Regions from separate parts of the Homo sapiens genome. Here region 1 is linked to region 2. Evidence: chromatin loops called from intact Hi-C (ENCODE). Cell type or tissue: psoas muscle. All regions are shown on one strand. Links, peaks and the distances in the headings refer to the core of each region. The heading gives the core; the rest is flanking DNA.

The links. Peaks named below come from ENCODE experiments on the same cell type or tissue, not always from the same donor. Only the 100,000 strongest peaks of a DNase experiment are listed, where the experiment ranks them.
Region 1: a loop joins it to region 2, with 2.1 times the contacts of the local background. A loop is called at or near these places in 22 of 110 quality-filtered maps.

Annotation. Positions count from the first base shown.
Region 1 is chr2:241,077,530-241,085,857 of GRCh38, reverse strand. It overlaps SNED1 (sushi, nidogen and EGF like domains 1), which reads right to left. Exons shown (of 32, transcript NM_001080437.3): 28 at 4,065-4,181; 29 at 3,494-3,581. It also overlaps a transcript of MTERF4 not described here. Among named protein-coding and RNA genes, the nearest start is that of SNED1-AS1, 18 kb to the right of the region's middle. In psoas muscle, for the core only: a CTCF peak has its summit at 7,269 (motif pointing left); DNase peaks (open chromatin) are centred at 4,127 and 5,257.
Region 2 is chr2:240,847,986-240,856,313 of GRCh38, reverse strand. No RefSeq gene overlaps it. Among named protein-coding and RNA genes, the nearest start is that of AGXT, 17 kb to the left of the region's middle. In psoas muscle, for the core only: a CTCF peak has its summit at 4,926 (motif pointing left); a DNase peak (open chromatin) is centred at 4,923.

The sequences.
Region 1 (8,328 bases), core at 323-8,322, 230 kb before region 2:
ACCGCAGAAAGGCCATGCCATAGAACTAGGGCAAAATTAACCCCAGAATAAAGGCTACTCCAAAGCCACCTAAAACAAGCCTCAGAAGGATCAAACTATACTCAGATAATGCCTTGCAGAGAAAAAACATTCTTGAAAAGAAAACAAACAAACAAACAAATCCAGCGTCAGTAACATAAAACTTACAATGCCCAGCATCCAATAAAAAACTATAAGACATTCAAGAATCATTTGAATAATCAAAAAAGTGACCCATAACCTAGAGAAAAATAATCAAATAGAATAAGACCCAGACATGAGAGTGATGACAGAAATAGCAGATGAGGACCTTAAAATATCTATTATAAATTTGTTCCACATGTTCAGTGAGCTAAAGGAAAATATAAAGATAATGAAGATAGAAATTGGAGCATCTAAGAAACAACTAAATGAAACTTCTGGAGATGATAAAACACAGTATTAATAAAACTTTTGTTGAACAGGATTAATGGTAGATGCTGCAGAAGAAAAGATCAATGACCTTGAGTGCATAGCAATAGAATCTGTCCAAAATGAAAAGACTGAAAAAGTTGAGAAGAGCTGCAGTGACCTGTGGGACAATATCAGTCTAATACACGCATAACTGGAGTCCCAGAAGTAGAAGAAATGGAGGGACAGGAAAAATATATGAAGAAATAATGGCAAAAATTTTACGAAGTTTGACAAAATTAAAACCCAGAAATACAAGAAGCTTAAACTCCAGAGAATCAAAACGTAGCCATACCGAGAAGCACATCATAATTAAATTGTCCAAAAACAGTCATAAAGGGAAAACATAAAAGGGGCAGGAAGACACATTCCATACAGTGTAACACAGGTAAGAATGACTGCAGTCTTCTTGTCTGGAACTATGCAAGCCAGAAGACAAAGCCATGACAACTTTTAAGTCATGAAAGAAAAAAATATAACTGTCAATCAAGAAGTCTATATTCAGCAAATATATTCTTCAAAAATGAAGGTGAAAAAAAAATAGTTTCAGACAAAAGCAGAGAGAATTCATCTCCTGCAGACCTGTGCTATAGGAGATGTTAGAGTTAAGTTCTTATGGCAAAGAGAAATGATACCAGATGGAATCCTAGATCTACAAAAAGGAATGAAGAGTGCTGGAGTCGGCAGGCAGATGTACAATAAATACAAAATACTTTACTTTCAATATCTAAAACAAGATAATTTTTGAGTGCAAAAATAACGTATAGTGCAGTTCACAGCATATGTGGAAGGAAAAAGTCTGATAATAATTCAAAGGATGGGAGGGAAGTGGAAGCTTGATGTCAGCCGCTGCCATGGATACTGAAGTTGTCTACTAGTGATTAAAGGTATGCGGCGTGAAGTTGAAGATGTGTATGGTAAATCCTAGACACTGCTGGCCGGGCACAGTCACTCACGCCTGTAATCCCAGCACTTTGGGAGGGCAAGGTGGGTGGATCACCTGAGGTCATGAGTTTGAGACCAGCCTGGCCAACATGGTGAAACCCTGTCTCTACGTAAACTTTGTCTCTACTAAAAATACAAAAATTAGCAGGGTGTGGTGGCAGGCGCCTGTAATCCCAGCTACTCGGGGGGCTGAGGCAGGAGAATTGCTTGAACCCAGGAGGCAGAGGTTGCGATGAGCCAAGATCGCACCATCGCACTCCAGCCTGGGGGACAAGAGGGAGACTTTGTCTCAAAAAAAAAAAAAAAAAAATCCTAGACGCTGCCATCATATTGAACTCGTACAATAGTAATTAAGGGTACATTGTGTTAAGGTGAAGATGTGTATGGCAAATCCCAGAGCAACCTCTAAACAATAAACCTAAGAAGTATAACCAGTAAGCCCATAGTGGAGACAAAATGGAATCCTAAAAAGTAATCCAAAATTAGGCAGGAAAAAAGAAAAAAGGAACAAAAAGCAGGTGGGAAAAATAGAAAACAAATAGTAATATGGCAGTTTAAATCCAACCACATCAGCCATTATGTGGAAGGTAGTAAATGGTCTAAATACTCCAATAAAAACCAGACTGTCAGACTAGATATCCAGCAAGACCCACCTCTATGTTAAATACTAGAAAGTCACTTGAAATATGCAGATAGGTTAAAAGTGAAAGGATAGAATGCTTTCAGGAAGTGAAGGGTCTTCTTGTTGGATACTTGGTGGTCACCAGCAGGCACTGGTGTAACTAAGCACAGCGGGAAGATGGCAGATACTGTGGATTCGGACTCTCACTGCATAGAATCCGAATTCAGTGGGCTGTCAACACGGCTTCCCAAATCCCAACACAGATTAGTATCTCATATGTGTTCCTGCTACATATTACACCTGGCTTCATGTCCAAGCTCTAATGAAGCTTCTACCCTTGCCCGTCTACATCCCATTCTCCACAGAGCATCCAAAGTAGTGTAATCGAACATGTCACTCTTCTGCTCAGAACCCTTCAGTAGCTCCTCCCCATTTCATGCCGGACAAACACCAGAGTCCTTCTGTGGGTCTCCATGGCCCCGAGGGTTCCCTGTCCCTCACCTCTCACCACTCTCCACTTCTCCCCCAACATGCCAGGGACACTCCTGACTTGGGGCCCTGGTAACTGTCCTCTGGCTCTGGAATGTCCATCCCTCCTCCATGTCTGTTCAGCATCGCCCTCCCCAGGAGGCTGCCCTCTTGCTGCACCAGCCCTGCCCATCCCCAGCAGGCTCTCCTGGTCTCGTCCTGTCATCTCGTCCTTTTTCCCTTTGCACTCACCACCTGCCACACCACACACCACACTCTCACTGCTGTCTGTTGTCTGTCCCCTCATCTGCAATGAACGGGTCCTGAAGGCAGGGCTTTGGTCTGCTCTGTTCTGATGTGTGCTGAGTATCTAGAACAGTGCCCGGCACACAGCAGGTACTCAGTAAGTCATCTGTTGACTAAATGGACAGTGCCCGGCACACAGCAGGTGCTCAGTAAGTCATCTGTTGACTAAATGGACTGTGTGACCGACAGAGTCATAGAGTGTTAGCAAGAAAGGACCTAAGAGATGGGCTGGGCATCTCTCCCTCCACAGCCCATTTTGGAGATGGGGGGCCTAAGGCCACATCATGAGTTAATGGCAGAACTGGGGCCGGCATTCTCATGAGCTGTTTGTTTTTCCAGGGGGCTCTGAGGAAGAGAAGAGAGGAAGGTCACATCAGTTGGCTCTGCCATCCAGTGGGGACTGGGCTGATGTGTGGGAAGGAAGGCCTGGGGGCCTGGGGACCAGGAGCCTGCGTTCTTCTCAGCCCCTGCTCCTGAGCTGCATGGACTTGGGGCAGTTATTCGGTTTTTCTGCCTCAGCTGCCTAATTTGTGACATGGAGGGAATCGATGGTCAAAGCAAGTCCCTTCTGTGACTGCAGCCATCGTCCCTCCTCAGGGTTAGCTGGGTAGCTTTGAGACAGCACTTTGAGGAGTCAAGAACACACGACAAATGCGGTAAGGCGGAGGACAGAAACCAACTTACACGTGGTGACAGACGCCTCCCTCCCAGACTGGAAAGGCCTTTGTCTCGGAGAACAGCCTTGTGCAGGGGCGGGACACCTTTATACAGGCTGCGACAAAGAAGGGCAGTGGCTCACCAGGTGCTCCTGACGGCTCCTCCTGCCCCTCTTGAGAGGCCTTGCCCAAGGGAGAGGGCCCGGGGGTCCTTAGGCTGGCTTCCTCCAAGGCGGGATGGTGGGAGAGGGCCCGGGGGTCTGCAGCTGGCTTCCTCTAAGGCCGGGGTGGGTTGGTATTGTGGGGGTGGAGAGTCCCTTCTCCTGACACCGCTCTGGCTGGGTCAGGGAGCCCTCCGAAGCTGTGCCTCGCATGCTGTGGCTGTTCTGACCCCCGTGATGGGCAGCACCTCTCATCCTGGTGCTTGGGGCAGCAGCGCAGCCCCTGGGGGCTCAGGGGTCAGCCCCGTGCACCAGACTCCCTGTCTGGCACCTCATCGTTTGGAGGCTCCCGTGGCAAACCCAGCTGTGGCCCAGCAGTCCTAGGCTGAGGCACAGGCTGTGTTGGAAGGGGCGCCCTGAGGCCAAGCCCCGACTTACCGAGCTCGCAGCGTCTGCCTTTGAACCCTGGCCCGCAGTCACAGCTGTGGGCGTCTGCGCCCGGCACACAAGTGCCTCCGTTCTGACAGGGGTTTTCTGAACAGTTGCCAGGGACGTCTGGAAACAGAGGTCACGAGAGGTTAGTCACTGGAACCCCAGGACAGGCCTGCCTCATGGACATGTTGCTGTCCCTTCCTTGATGACCTGATGCAGGGTGGCCGTGCACTCCTCTGTGGTGTGCTGCGGTGGCCTCCCAAACGCCTCTGGGCCCTAGAGCGTGGTCCCAGTTCAGGTGTTGAGAGAGAGCAGAGGTGAGGAGACAGGCCGCAGTGTGCTCGGCCCTGACCTCATTACTGGAAGGAAGGAAGACAAACAAAAACAAGGAGGAGGAGAAGGAGGAGGGAGAGGGAGGGAGGAGCGGGGCCTTCAGTGCTGAGCCCCCACTGGCCTGTGGCCCCTCCCCACCCCGACCCTTGCTGGCTTTGCCCCTGAACACGGTTTCTGCTGCTTGGATCCTGAGGTCCCTCCTGGTGCTCTAATGGATGTGACTTACTGCTCACTTGATCCCACCCCTGTGTTTCCTGTGAACTCTCACTAGAGAGAGGTGCTTGATAGGATTTAGGTTCAGATGGTCTTTGCAGGGCTGCTGCCCAGGGATGCGTGTGCACCCCCAGCCAGCCCAGGCGGCCTGTGATGTGTCCAAGTCCCACTCGAGTGACACGAGGACTGGTCACTGGTCCAGTGCTGGCAGCCTGACCAACCCAGAAAAAAGTCCCCACGGGCCTTGCACCTGATGGCTCGAGCAAGACATCGAGATCCCTGATCCAAGGGCTGTCCTCTCACAGACCTGTGTCTGTCCCTGTCGCTCCTGCCCTCACCAGCTGGAGAGTGGTCTGTGAAGACAGGCTTTCCCTCACCTACCCCGTGGTCACCCTGGACTGGTCCACACAGGCACGGCAGCGTGAAGGCTCCACCCTGCTCCTTTGCTTGTGTGCCTGCAGACCGAGTTGGTCCTCAGCAAGCTCCAAAGTTGCCCACTAGGTTGCTTCTTCTTTCTGAGCATCACGATGAACACAGAGATATTGGTATATTTCATGGGCTTCCGTCCATTGCTGTCAGTTGTTTTCCTGATGCTCAATTTATTCTGTCTTTGGACAGCGGGAGCCCTTCAGGTTGGCTCCCCGCCCTCAGGACATGGTCTGCTGTTTTGAAAGCTTGCTTGCTTTTTACACAACATGTCCTGGGCTTATTTTGTCCACATCCTGCTTCAGTCTTGGAATCACCCATTTCTCCAAAGATCACTGGCTTCTTGGTGAGAACGAGATCTAGAGCCCACAGCCTGGCACTCACACCGCTCCCTATTATGGGATGTCACAGCTTCAGGCCTTTCAATGAACAGAACTAGAAAATTAGGCTTCTTTAAAAAATAAACACATTATGAGTTCATACTAATATTTCCATTTCAAATTAACAGAATCAAAAGACAAACAAGATTTTATTTATTTATTTTGAGATGGAGTCTTGCTCTGTTGCCCAGGCTGGAGTGCAGTGTCGCGATCTCAGCTCACTGTAACCTCTGCCTCCTGGGTTCAAGTGATTCTCCCACCTCAGCCTCCCGAGTAGCTGGTACTACAGGCGCGCACCACCATGCCTGGCTAATTTTTGTATTTTAGTAGAGACGGGGTTTCACCATGTTGTCCAGGCTGGATTCAAACTCCTGACCTCAAGTCAACTGCCCGTTTCAGCCTCCCAAAGTGCTGGGATTACAGGTGTGAGCCACTGCGCCCAGCCAAAACAAACAAGATTTTTAACTTCTTTCATTTTATATTTTTAATTCTTTACACTGAAAATCTTGGTGGCGTTAACAATTATTTTCTTTATCCTACCATATACATGCAATCATTTCAAAATAACAATTCAGGTATTACTACTAACATTAAGATCACTGAGTATAGCCTAACATTCCTTGGCGATGCTTTTTATCCTTAGACCATATTCCATTAGGGGTGAACAGACTACTCTTATTAAAATCGCTTGCAATGATATTTTTTTCCTGTGTGGTTATGCCATCCACATGATAACTAGGTTTACTTATTTCAGTATGTTTTCAATTTTTAGGTGTTGCCTTTTCTTTTTATTGTTTTTAAAACCTTTTTTTTGGTTCTAAAGTCAAAACTGTAAAACAAGGTTCATTCAGAGAAGCCTCGCCGATCTCCAGTCCCATTATGCAGTTCTTTCCCTCCTCATTTAGTGAACCATCTTATTAGTTTCATTTCTTTATTAAAATGAGGACAAAATTTGTATTTCCCTTCTCCATTTTCCTACACAAAAGACAACATACTGAAAACACTGTTCTGCACGTTACTTTTTTTTTTTTTTTTTGAGATGGAGTCTCACTCTGTCGCCCAGGCTGGAGTGCAGTGGGGCGATCTTGGCTCACTGCAAGCTCCGCCTCCTGGGTTCATGCCATTCTCCTGCCTCAGCCTCCTGAGTAGCTGGGACTACAGGCGCCTGCCACTGCGCCCGGCTAATTTTTTGTATTTTTAGTAGAGATGGGGTTTCACCATGTTAGCCAGGATGGTCTCGATCTCCTGAACTTGTGATCCACCTGCCTCGGCCTCCCAAAGTGCTGGGATTACAGATGTGAGCCACCGCGCCCGGCCTTTTTTTTTTTTTTTTTGAGATGGAGTCTTACCCTGTCACCCAGGCTGGAGTGCAATGGTGCGATCTCGGCTCGCTGCAGCCTCCGCCTCCTGGGTTCAAGCAATTCTTCTGCCTCAGCCTCCTGAATAGCTGGGATTATAGGCGTGTGCCACCATGCCTGGCTAATTTTTGTATTTTTAGTAGAGACAGGGTTTCCCTATGTTGGCCAGGCTGGTCTCGAACTCCTGACCTCAAGTGATCCACCTGCCTCAGCCTCCCAAAGTGCTGGGATTACAGGCATGAGCCACCGTGCCTGGCCTGCACATAACTTTTTTAAAGCAGGCATTATTGAGATAATTCATATAACATAAAATTCACCCAAAGTGTACAATTTATTGGTTTTAAGCATATTCACAGATACAGGCATCCATCAGCACAATTTTAGAACATTTTCGTGACCTCAGAAAGAAACCTTGTACCTTTTAGCTGTTACTGCCTTCCCCATCCCCTCCACCCTCCAGTCCTGAGCAACCGCTAATGTACTTTCTGTCACTAGAGAGCTCCCTCTGCTGGACTTTCATATGAATGGAATCATAGTACATAGAGTCTTCTGTGTCTGGCTTCTTCCACTTAGCATGTTTTCAAGATTCATCCATGTTGTAGCATGCAGCATGCGTCCTTGTTTTATGGTTGAATCGTGTTCCATTGAGTGGATATACCATGTTTTGCTTATCCTTTCTTTTCTTTCTTTCTTTTTTTTTTTTTTTTGAGACGGAGTCTAGTTCTGTCTCCCAGGCTGCAGTGCAGTGGCGCGATCTCACCTCACTGCAAACTCCACCTCCCGGGTTCAAGCGATTCTCCTGCCTCAGCCTCCTGAGGAGCTGGGACTACAGGCGCCCGCCACCACGCCCAGCTAATTTTTGTATTTTTAGTAGAGACGGGGTTTCACCGCGTTGGCCAGACTTGTCTCGAACGCCTGACCTGGTGATCTGCCCGCCTCGGCCTCCCAAAGTGCTGGGATTACAGGCGTGAGCCACCGCGCCCGGCCACTTTTCCTTTCGTTAGTTGATTGACACTTTGGTGGTTTCTACTTTCTGGCTTTTGTGCTGTGCTGCTATAAATATTTGTGTACAGGACCTCATGTGGACATAGGTTTTCATTTCTCTTGGGTATATACCTAGGAGTGCAATTACTGGGTCATGCGGTAACTATTGGTTTAATCCTTTAAGGAACTGCCAGACTGTTTTCCAGAGCAGCTGTACCACTTTACAGTCCCACCAGCAGCGTAGAGGGTTCTGATCTCTCCACGTCCTCACCAATGCTTATTATTATCTGACTTTTTAATTCCCGCCATCCTAGTGGTTTTGATGTGCATTTCCCTGCTGACTAATGATGTCAAGGATCTTTTCGGTGTGATTACTGGCCATTTGCATATCTTCCTTGCAGAAATGTCTTTTTAGGTCCTTTGCCCCTGTCTGAATTGGGTTGTCTTTTTATTGTTTAGTTGTCAGAGCTCTTTATTTTAGATATGGGTCTCTGATCAGGTATGATTTGCCCATGTCTGAACTGGGTTGTTTGTCTTTTTATTGTTCAGTTGTCAGAGCTCTTTATTTTAGACGCG
Region 2 (8,328 bases), core at 286-8,285:
CCGACAGGAGTGGGGGGTATGTGGAGCACCTCCCTGGGAGTCGGCACAGCCTCCTAAATGCTGGAGGACTCAGGAGCCACGACATCAGGGATTTCCAGGCAGCCTCCAGGGCTCCTTTCCCCAGGCGCCTCTGGCTGTGGCAAGTTCTTGGCATTGGTGGGTGGGGTGGGGGCAAGAGGTGGGTATAGAATCCAGCACTGCCTTCCTGGCGTTCACTCTGGGTTCCTAGAGGAGAGGAAGCCTTGGCCCCTGAAGACCTTCCCAAGCCCATGCCACAGAGATGTGAGCAGAGACCCCGTGTGGGGTTGGACAGGACAGGCCTGGCCCCCTTTCTGGAGGTGGCTGCAGGGGGCAGGACAGGTAGGGCCACCTCAACTGTGTGGCCCTGGCAGCTGCTTGTCCCACTGGGACCCCACGTCCTCATCTGCACAGCAGGGACACGCACTGGGGCAGCGAGGCCCACGGTGACTTGTGGGGAGAGGGCAACAGTGACTTGTGGGGAGAGGGCAACAGTGACTTGTGGGGAGAGGGCGACTGTGACCTGTGGGGAGAGGGCAGCTGCCCATTGCCGCAGTTTCTGGGCTTTGCTCCTGGGCCCCCGACCTGTCCCCCACCAAACTGGAGGGCCCCAGCACCCCAATTCCAGGACAGCCCATCACCCTCTTCTCCCAAGTGACTGTAGAATCTGAACCGGAAAGTAGAACAGATGATGAAGAAGATGCCCGGGCAGGTGTGGCCTCAGACTCTGCTGGGGCTGGCCCCATCTGCCGCCCCTGCCCTGCCTTCATGAGGCCAGCATTCTGGATACTGGGGAGTTCTGCTGGGGAAACAGCACCCTCCACACATCTCAGTGGTGATCAGTGGGTGCGGGGTGCATTGCAGCTCCCAGAATATGTGTGTCCTAGAACTAACCTCTGTGAAACTGACCTTGTACTAGGGTCTTTGCCAACGTGATCAGGTTAAGGGCATACTGGATGAGGGTGGGCCCTAGCCCAGATGAGGTAGGAGGCCAGCAGGAGTCATACTCCGGACTGGACTGAAGACAGGCCAAAAGCAGCAAGCAGCATGGAGGACACCCTCTGGCCACCCTCACTGCCCATCAGCCAAAACACCCCCCACCAACACCAGGACAGTTTACAATGGCACGGCAATGCACGGAAGTCATGGCCCATTTCCGTGGCAACAACTGGAAGTTACCGCCCATTTTCTAGCAATTTCTGAATAACCTGCCCCTTCATTTGCATGTCACTAAAAGTGGGTATAAATATGGCTGCCAATCACCCCCACATGTGGCTCACTGCTTATGGGTAAGCCTGCAGCACTGCCACTGCCTCCCCGAAGCTGCTTCCTTCCACTACCTGCTGGCTCTTGAATTCTTTCCTGAGCAAAGCAAAGAATCTCCCCTGCATCATAGTGACTGGTGTTCCACAGAGGCTGGCATGGATGCCATTGAGGAGAAGGGGGTCTGAGCGAGCTGGGTTCTCCTTTGTGCATAGCCCGCACCCACTCACGAGCCTCTCCACCTGGAATTCTGCCCTGTGGAGGGGGGATGTCCACGCCCACCCTGGCCTGCATCTCAGGGATTTTATGAGCATCATTGGGCATAACGTGCCACAGTGAAACCTGCCCAATTGTCCCATAGAACGGATGTCGATGGTTTCTTTTGAATAAACACAGAAATTGGCCCTCCCAGTCTTAAAACTTGAGAAAGCTACATCTGTCTTATCTGAGTTCCTTTCTCAGGAAATTGGCCTTCAGTCCTCCCAGATAGTCTGAAGGAATGGAGACTCACCAGATCGTGGCATCTAGACAAAGGGATGCCAGACCCTTCCCCCGTCATGGCTGCCTGTCCGGCCACCTGCTTCCTCCTGACCAACTCCTCTTCCTCACTCTCCCTAGTTCCTGTTTTCCTGCATATAGTTACATTTCTGCTCTGTAAACCTCTAATTTTAGTTGATCAGGGCGATGGATTTGAGATGCATCTCCCACCTTCTTGGCTGCAGCTCCCCATTAAAGCCTTCTTATTGGCTTTCTGTGTGGCAAGCAGCAGGACTGATACCAGACTCCTGGTGTTTTGGTAACAAGAGGACACTTGGGAAACTACAGCCACGAATCAGCTCAGCCCCAGTGCTGATGAGAAGCTGGTGGCCTTGCCCTTCTCAAGGATTTTCTCAGGAAAATCAATCTGATGCCTACTTGAGATGCACTTTTTAAATTGATTTTTTTTACAATAAAAGTATTGTGTGCTCATTGTAAACACTTTTAAAACATCAAAATACATTGTTTTAAAAATTAAATGCCTTTATACCCTCTATTTAGATGAGCCCACTTTTATTTTTTTTTGAGATGGAGTCTGGCTCTGTTGCCCAGGCTGGAGTGCAGTGGTCCGATCTTGGTTCACTGCAACCTCCGCCTCCCAGGTTCCAGCTATTCTCCTGCCTCAGCCTCCCAGGTAGCTGGGACTACAGATGTGCACCACCATGCCTGGCTAATTTTGTATTTTTAGTAGAAATGGGGTTTCATCATGTTGGCCAGGCTTGTCTCGAACTCCTGACCTCGTGATCCACCTGCCTAGGCCTCCCAATGTGCCGGGGTTACAGGCGTGAGCCACCACTACCAGCCAAAGCCCACTTTTACAACGGTGGGGGTGTGTGTCACTTTCTCATGTTTATTTTGCCACGTTTTTGTCCGTATAACTGAAATCATTCAATATACACTGATATTTGAATGGAGTAAACACCAGAACAATCTTGGGCCCCAGTGGAAGGTAAAAGAAAGGACAGACTGGTGCTGTGCACTGTGTGATCTACCATCCCACAGAACTTTTGAAAGAAACAACTGAAGTCATCTGACAGCACTTAAAGAGGCAGCGTCGCTACCCGTATGCATCGGAGTGACTTGGCCACAGCTTAAATTGAACGTTTTACCAAGGCATTTCCAGGGTGAATCTCCTTTCTTTGGATCTGCTGGATGCCAGGAAAGCGGTTTATCACTCTCGTGTAGGGAAGGGTGACAAGCAGGCCAGGGTGCTCCCTCGGCACTGGATCTCGGGGGTCCTCACCACCCTGGCAGATCAGAGAGGCCACTGCACCTAAGCTGTCTGTGCAGACAAGCGGCTCTGCTGGGCACCTGCTTTCCTCCCAGGGATCTGGGATCTGCAGGCATGCCGGGCAGAGGGTGCAGCATGACCAGCCCCAGAACAGCCCTGGCACTGAGGCTCTGAGGCACTGAAGGGCTTCCATGGTTGGGACATGTCACACGCGTCACCAAAACGTGGTGCTGGGGAATGGCATGCGTCCCGCGGGCTGCAGCTGGAGAGGACGCTAGAAGCTCGCGCTGGTTTCCTCCATGCTCTGCCCCGTGCCCTGCCCTGTGCTGACTGTGTGTGTGTCCTTTCCTTGTAAAAAAATCAAAGATCAGCAAGCCCTCCTGGAGAACTGTCAGCCTGGAGCCCTGGCAAACCTGCACAGCCACCTGTTTCCACCTCAGGCAGTGGTGTGGTTTCCCTCCACACGGTTGATTCTTGGTTAGAGCCACAGCTACTGTCCTCAATGCTGACAACCTTGTTTTCCCATCCTGGGCAAGTTCTGAGGTTTTGATTCATTAATTCATGTTTTTGTTTATTCACCATCATTTATTGATAATCTTCTCTGGATTAATCATAAGAGAATAAATGATCATGAATAAAACAGTGAGAAAATGCACAGGCTCACTGCTCCAATGTGCTGGCCCAGAAGTGGGGACCTGGGCAACCGCATGGTAAGACCTCAGAGGAGAGGCGGCCGCGGCAGGGAGTGAGCAGGAGGGAAAGGAAGACTTTCTGGCGGAAGCCACATCTGAGCCAAGATCTGCCTGGGGAGAATGGTTAATCTGGGCATGAAGATGGGGCCCAGAGCAGCAAGGCCTGCTGGACAGCACCCGCAAGACCCCCGGTAGGAGGGGAGGGTGCAGCCAGGATCAGAGGAAGGACAGTGTGGCCAGGGGGAGGTTGCAGGGTGGCCAAAGGGTGTGTGGGGCCACAGGAAGGATTTGGGTTTATGCTGAGAGCCCCGCGGAATCATGGGAGGATGGACTCTACCTACAGCAATGGCAGATCACAGCAGAGAGCCTGGAGGGTCTGCTCGGGAAGGCAGTGCCAGCTGGGGCTGGGAGGTGTTTTGAACTAAATTGTGCCATCCAAAATGTATGTGTTGAAGTCCTTGCCTCCAGTCCCTCAGGATGTGACCATATTTGGAGATAAGGTCTTTAAAGAGCTAATTAAGGTTAAATAAGGCTGTTAGGATGGACCCTAATCCAACCCCACTGTGTCTTAATAAGTAGAGGGGATTAGGACACAGACATGGGGGGCAGCCATGTGGAAACACAGGGAGAAGACGGCCATCTACAAGCCCAGGAGAAAGGCTTCTTTTGCTTAACCCCTTCACAACTCTTCCCCTGGTTCCCCAGCGTGTGTGCTCTAAATAGTCCAATCTCCACCGCTCCCGAAGTGGGTGGCCCTGCCACTCCCAGGCGAGGTCAGGATTACAGGGAACAGCAGGCAGAACGTGCGGGGCCTGCGGGTGTGCGAAACACTCAGCACACAAAGCTGTTCTCAGCATGAGAGTTAAGAGCTCTGGGCAGCGCCCGGAGTGCGGGCATCTTTTTGACCTGAGCATCCTCCCTGTGGGGTCCTGGCCAACGTCTGAGCCCCTGGGAGACCCCACGAGGCTCTGCCCAGATCAGTGGCCCCAACGCGGCAGCTCAGGCTTGACTTACATATCAGCAGGAAGCCCAGGGGACGGAGCTCCCGGTGGAGCCAGGACCAGCTCAGGGGGGACGGGTCTGGGGTCAGAGGTCACCACCCTGCCCAAGGAGCTGCCAGCCAGGGACTGCAGAGAGAAAGCATAGGGACAATGTGCTGGTCTCTGAGGAAACAGTGACACCTAGCGGCCGACTGTGGCCCCACCACAGGGCACACAGGATTCTTGTTCTTCCTGATGGTGCAAGTGACAGCTGGCATGTCCATGTGGGGCAGGAGGACCTGCAGAAAGGCCCAAAGAGGACCTGTGCCTCCCGCGCCGTCCCTGCCTGGAGCAAGCTCGGCCCGCGGTATGTAGGCACAGACTCCGCAGCCCGCCTGGGCCTGCAGCCTCAGGGAAGCGGCTGGACACCGACCTGCCTTGGGAATCCTGACGGGTGTGCTTGGCCTGGGTGACGTGACAGTGGCCACCTGCAGCACAGTCCATGGGGCTGAGGATGGTGAGAGACAGTGACAGGTGACCTGGCTCTCGGGGAGGGACCCAGCCAGCGGGCCAGGGCTGGTGGAGGCTTCCTGATTTGAAGGAAACTCAGGGGACAGCGAGGGGAAGGGTACCGAGTCACGGAGGGACCCCACGGGTCCCTGGCCTTCGAGGCTTCTGGGGTGGGAGCAGCCTGCACATGGGGTGGATGCAGTGGGGGACGGCAGCAATGGGGGACGGCAGCAGGGGGCCCAGAGTTCAGGCGTGACCAGAGGATGGTCAGGAGGCAGTCGGTCAGGTTTAAGCAGGGAGGGACTTGTTTGTGGATTTGTTTTTCCACTTGAATGACTCAGAGGGTACCCAGGTGGCTCTGACGGGGGTTCCAGTGGAAATGTCTGTGGGGTTCATGTGCCTCTTGCCTTCTGTAGCCCAGCCATCCTGTCTTCATCTCCCCGTCCAGCCTTGGTGCTCCCAGTGCCCTCTGACCCCCATCTGCCACCATTCGTCATCAACAAGCAGTGGGTGGGGCTTTCTCACGCAGGGCTCTGGCCCCTAGACCAGCCTGACTACCCTCCCTGGCTGGGCCTGCCCTGGGCAGCGCCCACCGCCCTTCACTGCCCTGGCTGGGCCTGCCCTGGGCAGCGCCCACCGCCCTTCACTGCCCTGGCTGGGCCTGCCCTGGGCAGCGCCCACCGCCCTTCACTGCCCTGGCTGGGCCTGCCCTGGGCAGCGCCCACCGCCCTTCACTGCTCCTGCCCCTGCACTGTCTCTTCCCCGTGGTGAGTGAGCTGCTATGAAGGCCCCTAGATTGGTCCTTCTGGCCGTCCTTAGGGGCTTCCACAGCCCGGTTCCTGATGGCACTTGGCGTAGCCATGGGCCCTGAACTTCGGGGCTGCTTCTCGGCCTTCTCGACAAGCTCAGTGCCTGGCTCTGCCCTCAACCTGCAGTGTGTCCTTGGGCAAACCCCATCCCTGGCCCAGCCTCCACTTCTTCTCAGGACAGCTCTGTAAGGTCTGTGGGGTGAGCCCTCTTGTTCCTCCCTCAGCTTAGCCCTGGGGTAATGGGGAGAATCTTCTATGGGGAAGGAAGCCAAACCTCCTTGTGAGGGAGGAGGGAGCCTCCCACTGAAGCACACGTCACAGCTGTCCCATTTTAAAATATCTTCTAAGTAATGAGGACGTTCTCCAATGGCACAGACATGAGGACAGTGAAACTGTTGGCGCCAGCACCGGCCTCAACAGCCGGCAGCGTCCTGCTGTCCAGCTTCTTTTCTCAGGACCCCCTCCGTATTACTTGTTTAATTTTGCTGAAGATTTAAAGCAAACCCCGACAGTGTGTTCTTCCACCCAGATCTTCCAGTGCACACCTAAAAAGATGGACCTTTTTCACACAGCCTCAATGCCATTGTCACACTTAAAAAAGCCAATAACAATTCCTTTCTATCACCTGGGAGCCTGGCCATAGACATGTTTGCCCAGTCATCTAAAAGACATCTTTTTAAAGAATTGAGATGTAAACAAGTCCCAGTATCACATGCTGTGGGGCCCAGGACTCAAGCTTTAGTGTCAGCGGTGCTCCTCACCCTCTGATGTGACTTGGTTGTGTCCCCGCCCAAATCCCATCTGGAATTGTAATCCCCTTAATCCCCGTTTTATATATATAGGGAGAGACCTGGTGGGAGGTGATTGGATCATGAGGGCAGTTTCCCCATGCTGTTCTCATGATAGTGAGTGAGTTCTCACGAGATCTGATGGTTTTATAAGGGGCTCGTCCCCCTTTGTTCCTCACTCTTCTGTCTCCTGCCGCCTAGTGAAGAAGGACGAGTTTACTTCTCCTTCTGCCGTGATTGTAAGTTTCCTGAGGCCTCCCCACATGCAGAACTGTGAGTCAATTAAACCTCTTTCCTTTGTAAATTATCCAGTCTTGGGTATTCCTTAAGAGCAGGTGAGAATGACTAATACACCCTTTAAACTTCAATAGTGCTCTCAGCCTCTAATGTACAGCGGTGCTCTCCACCCTCTAACACAACAGTGCTCCCCACCCTCTAAAACACAGCAGTGCTCCCCACCCTCTAATGTACCGTAGTGCTCCGCATCCTCTAACACAGCAGTGCTCCCCACCCTCTAATGTACAGCGGTGCTCCCCACCCTCTAACACAACAGTGCTCCCCACTCTCTAACACACAGCAGTGCTCCCCACCCTCTAATGTACAGTGGTGCTCCCCACCCTCTAACGCACAGCAGTGCTCCTCACCCTCTAACACACAGCAGTGCTCTCCACCCTCTAACACAACAGTGCTCCCCACCCTCTAACACACAGCAGTGCTCCCCACCCTCTAATGTACAGCGGTGCTCCCCACCCTCTAACACACAGCAGTGCTCCCCACCCTCTAATGTACAGCGGTGCTCCCCACCCTCTAACACACAGCAGTGGTCTCCACTCTCTAACACAACAGTGCTCCCCACCCTCTAACACACAGCAGTGCTCCCCACCCTCTAACGCACAGCGGTGCTCCCCACCCACTAACACACAGCGGTGCTCCCCACCCTCTAACACACATCGGTGCTCCCCACCCTCTAATGTACAGTGATGCTCCCCACCCTCTAACACAACAGTGCTCCCCACTCTCTAACACACAGCAGTGCTCCCCACCCTCTAATGCACAGCAGTGCTCCTCACCCTCTAACACACAGCAGTGCTCTCCACTCTCTAACACAACAGTGCTCTTCACCCTCTAATGCACAGCAGTGCTCCCCACCCTCTAACGCACAGTGGTGCTCCCCACCCACTAACACACAGCGGTGCTCCCCACCCTCTAACGCACAGCCCTGCTCCCCACCCTCTAACGCACAGCGGTGCTCCCCACCCTCTAACGCACAGCGGTGCTCTTCACCCTCTAACGCACAGCGGTGCTCCCCACCCTCTAACGTACAGCGGTGCTCCCCACCCTCTAACGCACAGCGGTGCTCTTCACCCTCTAACGCACAGTGGTGCTCCCCACCCTCTAATGTACAGCGGTGCTCCTCACCCTCTAACGCACAATGGTGCTCCTCACCTTCTAATGTACAACGGTGCTCCTCACCCTCTAATGTACAATGGTGCTTGTCAC